2 separate regions of the Mus musculus genome follow, and region 2 is linked to region 1. Evidence: chromatin loops called from intact Hi-C (ENCODE). Cell type or tissue: left cerebral cortex. All regions are shown on one strand.

What was found. Peaks named below come from ENCODE experiments on the same cell type or tissue, not always from the same donor. Only the 100,000 strongest peaks of a DNase experiment are listed, where the experiment ranks them.
Region 2: it touches region 1 in a loop (3-fold over the local background); 3 of 42 quality-filtered maps call a loop at or near these places.

Annotation. Positions count from the first base shown.
Region 1 is chr8:74,920,908-74,923,407 of GRCm38, reverse strand. No RefSeq gene overlaps it. Among named protein-coding and RNA genes, the nearest start is that of Isx, 49 kb to the right of the region's middle. In left cerebral cortex, a CTCF peak has its summit at 1,297 (motif pointing right); a DNase peak (open chromatin) is centred at 1,294; H3K27ac peaks cover 738 bases.
Region 2 is chr8:73,002,990-73,005,489 of GRCm38, reverse strand. All of the region lies in intron 6 of Large1 (LARGE xylosyl- and glucuronyltransferase 1), which reads left to right. Among named protein-coding and RNA genes, the nearest start is that of Mir28b, 12 kb to the left of the region's middle. In left cerebral cortex, a CTCF peak has its summit at 1,454 (motif pointing left); a DNase peak (open chromatin) is centred at 1,428.

The DNA of each region.
Region 1 (2,500 bases):
AGTTAACCAGTCAACCAATCAAAAGCTCAGCTCAGAGCATTCTCAGAGAGTGTAAGCAAATACAGTACATGCCATCAGATAGCATGTAAAGAATCCTTAATGGGTCGCTGATGGTAAGTAAATGGGACCCTATCTATTCTTTAGTTACTCTGTTTCTCAAGTAGGGAGTGGCAGAACCAAGAGAGAGGTGATGTAGACCAGCAGACAGGCATCTGCTGAAAACACCTGAGTTCACTTTCAAAAATGTAGAAAACCACACATGTAGCTATTCTGTGACATGTTCACCTCAATTTTTATCTGACCCTCAGTGCTCTGGACTAGCAGAGGTCAAAAGTACTGACCAGAGTGAGTATTTTAGGGTTAGAATGGAATACTGGGACAATTCCATTAGGAGTTGTGCATGGTGAAGGGAAGTTCCATCCACGGATGGTCTCAAAGAGCAGGCAGCCATGCTCAACAGTGAATCCTGGGTAGGAGAAATCTGGGCTGGGGGAAGTGGGAGAAAACTCTTGCTGGGAACCTGCTGTGAGTTAGTGTCTCTGCTCTGTCCTGAAGATAGACATTCTCAATCCACTGAGCATCCTTGCTGCTGGGCAGCAGTGGTGATCCTATTTCTTTCTTTCTTTTTTTTTTTTTTTTAAAGCATAAGGTAGTTTAATGACGGAGCTCCGGGCCGACACATATCTCCCGCAGGAGACAGAGGTGTCGACCACATGGTGGAGTCATAATGGCGGAGCTCCAGTTCGAAACGTATCTCACGAAGGAGACAGTGGTTTCGACCCCGAGGCTTGGAAGCTAGGGACTTTTATAGAAAAGGGGTGGGGCTGGGGGAGGAATTGGCGAGGTTTTACATGATTGGTCCATTTAAACATCAACAGACTGTCAGAAGGGCGGGAGATAGGGAGGCACTAGGCCGGTGATCCCATTTCTGATATGAAGATCTTGAAGGGCGGCTCTCCCCATTGCTTGAAGTCATGGAATAAGAGCTAGGTTTTGAGTGTGAGCTCAGAGTTGTCATTTACACATGAGTAAGGTGTATCACTGCTTCAGGAAGACTTCAGCCTATCCTTAGATGAGCACTTCTGTACAGTGCAGAACTTGGACAAGGGTACACTGCTGCCCTGTTTGGCCTGTGCTCTTTCAGGAACCCCATGCCACTGTCTGCTGGGTAGGAGGAACAGAGAACCTGACTTAGCCCGTCTGCTACTCCTTGCAGACTACACATTTGTTTATGAGAACCACAGATTTAGAGGGCAGCTTAATCACCCCTGATTCTGCAGAGATGGAAACTGACAACCAGGAGGTGGCAGTAACAGCCAAGAACACATTCTGAAACACAAAGAACTGTCAGCTCAGCAGGTACTAGTCAAGACCTTAGTCTATCTGCTCATATCCTGGGGCCTTAGTTCTGTGGTACCAACATCCAAGTTGTGTGCAGGCTCTGTAACAGGACAAGGAGTTCTCTCTTTCATGATGGCTGAGTTTGGGCTGTATCTCTTCACTCTTAGCAGTCAACTAAATGTTTTCTCTGTATACCTTGTAGGAAGTTTGGCAAATGGCTTATTTCCAGCTGGTTCCTCCCTAGGCCCAGGGGTACCAGCCACCTCCAGATGATTGGAGTTAAGTGCCATTCCCCAGGGCTCACTGAATGAAGACTGTCCCTTAGCTGGTACCCTGTGTTTCAGCACAGACAGGCCTTTCTTTGAGGGACTTGTTTCCAGAGCTGCCTGTGAGTGGCATGCTCAAATTGTCTGAACAAAGGGCATATCCAGCCAGGGCTGGCACAGGCTAAAGAGACCTGTGCTAGATGGCGAAGGAAGAGGGATCCTGGGTTCTGAGAATGAGTTGGGATGCAGAATCATAGATACAGATGGCTTCTTAGTGGTCAAGTCAGTTTCCAGCTTACTGCCTACTTCAGCTTTGATGGAAGTGGGCTGACCAGAGTACCAATAACCAGTGGCCTTCTCTAGGTCTGGTTGGAGCCCCAGGGTTGGAACAGGAGCAGGTCCTGTTACCCTGGGTGTCTGTGCCCGGACTCACCAATCAGGTCTGGACTCTAGTCACGGGACTTCTTTAGGTGAGGGTGATCTGCCTCCTCCTTCTACCTTTTCACCCCATGCCCTGCTGGTGACCGGGTTTTATGGGACCACCTATCTTTCCCACAGCTGCAGGCCACCCTTATCACTGTGAAATTACACCAACCCGCCCTGTTACAGGCAGGACACTCTGGCTCTGATGGTTTTATAGCCCCTTCACACTCTGCCAATACCTGCTCAGGAACTTGGCTTTCAAGGAGCTCCCCGTCTGCCCAGAAGGCAGGGGTGAGTGGGACACTGGCAGAAGCCAGGCCTTCATGGGCTCTGTGGGAGCTGGAGAGTGTGGCCTGTGGGAATCATCCGGAGTGATTTTTCTCTCTCTTATCTACTAGCCTATAATAGGCTTGGGAACAACACCAGATCTGCCAGGCGGACAGAAGGAAGGATTCCCAGTCACTGCACAG
Region 2 (2,500 bases), 1.9 Mb after region 1:
GGAGAAAGGCCACACCGTGGCCTGGAGATTACACTCGAGACCTCTTCCTCTCTGCTGTGGCTTTTGCAGACCACAAGGGTGCCAGTTTCTCATCTGTTACCTTTTCTCATTGACAGTAGCCGAAATGAGCCCAGAGCTGCCCTCTACTATGCTGAAAATACCTTGTAGCTGCACAGCTTTCTATTGTCTCTTCTGTCACAAAATTAATTCATTTATTCAGTAAACATGTATGGAGTTCCTGTCATATGCCGAGTACTCTTCTAGACCTCACGGTTTACTGCAGCTAACTACAGATGACCCAACTCCCTACTTTCTGGAGCTGGCCTTTGTTAGGAGGTCTGAGAGGAGGGGCGTGGTATGCAATGGTATGACAGGACTTGTCATCTGTCCGTGGTGACCTTCGCATTTACAGTGGTAAAGAACAATGAGCATTTGGACCCAAAGCCTAAAATTCTAACACCCAGACCACCCAGTTAGAATCAGAGTGAGGAGCTTGTGGTCTGAAGTCACACTTTGGGGTACTATCCGGGCTCAACTCTATTCAATAGTGTCTCCAGTGAGATTTGAGTCCAAACTCTACCCAGGGACCACCTCATAGGAGTATGGTTTCCTATGAGTACACACCACACCTAAAGCATTCACCACAGTTGGTATCCACATTGTCACTCTTAGTGAAGCTGGGCAAACCACTTTTCCTGGCTCTTGAGTGTCCCCCTGTATAAAAGAACTGCTGGTGACAGCTCTCCATATTTCTTTTTCTGATTGAATGAGCATCACACCTAGGCTAGTTATGCCTTTGCTCTGTGTAGTCTGACCCACTAAAATAAGGCTATGCATATTTAAGTAAGTGTGTATGTGTATGCATGCACTCACAATGACACACATATTGTGTATATACACACACATACATGTATGTATGTGTATGTTTAAATATGTATGTATATTACAATTTAAACACATACACCACATAAATTGAAACAAGGTCATTATTAGCTTCTCGGTCTCTAGATTTTCATTTGTCATTGCCATCGCATACGTTGGGAATGTTGCCAGGTAAGAAAACTTATTTCCTGCCCTTCAAGCTCCAAGCTTCTGCTACTCATTATTACAGGGAGACTATACCTAGTTTCTTCTTACAGGTATGTTTGTTTTATTTCTGTTTGTTCTACTTCCAGTTCCGTGGAGATAAAATACGCTGAAAGTAAGGAAAGAAATGGTTTCTTATAGCTGACAATTCTGGGTTACAGACTGATGACAGCAAGGAAGTCACAGTAGCCGGAACTGAAAACAGCTGGTCATATCACATCCACACTTGAGAGCAGAGAGACAAATGCATGCATGCATTCTTAGTGCTCAGCTGCCTTTTTCTACTGTTATATAGTTGAGGGTCCCAAACCAGGGAATGGTGCTGCTCACTTGCAGCCTGTGCCTTCCCTTATCGATTTAAGCAGTCAAGGCACTGCCCCCTACAGGCCAACCTGATCTAGGCAGTCCCTCATTGAAATCTGCTTTTCTTTCAGGGTTTCTCTGTATAGCCCTGGCTGTTCTGGAACTCACTCTGTAGGAAATCCACCTGCCTCTGCCTCTGCCTCCCAAATGCTAGGATTAAAGGCATGCAATGCCACTACCAGGCCTAGCTTTTCTTATTACCCTGAAATTAGTCTTGATTACCTTTAAATTATTCAAGATTGACCACCATGCAAAGTGGTTTCTTCTTTCATTAATCTCACTATCTGGCTGCATTTGTATAATTTTTTTTTCCTAGCCAGCACAATATGTTCCCCCTGTAAGCAGGCCTCTGTGAAATTCCTCTAGCTCTCATATGGCTTTGTTCAGTGGTCACACTGGAAAACATCCCAAAAGCCGTGCTGCTTCCTGTGTTTCCAAAACAAATGAGGGATCCCCTGGCATTAGGTTCTTCCTTTTAAAAAATCATTAGTGAAGATGACACAGCATACCAGGCATAGCATATAGAAGACATCATAAAAAAATAGCATTGGATGTTTTTTTCTCTATATTATAAAGGCTGTATGCATAGAGTATTTATTAGAAACTGGAGACAAGGGACAGAATGCATTTGTCCCACATCCACATCATAGGGATCAGTGCTTATTTCTGCTCTTCCTTCTGTATATTTTTAAAAACATTTATTTTCCTCCTCTGTGTAGCACTGGTTCCTAATTTTTCATTTCATTTAGCATTACTGATTGTTGTAATAGCTACTGGCTGGTAAGCTTCAGTCTACTGCTAAGTCATCATCCTTTGCAGATCTTCTCTTGTTTTTATACACTGAAAATGTCTCTAATTTTTTTTTCTTCCTCCATTTGAAAATATTATCAAAACTTTGTACTTGAAATCTGGAACTCCAGTGCTGAAGACGCTAAGTAAAACAAAAGGTTCGCCGTGAGTGGAGGCCAGGCTGGGCTACCTGGCAAATTCAAGGACACACTGAGCTGCATGGTGATTTTGATGCCAGCCTAAAATTCAGCACAGTGAGTGA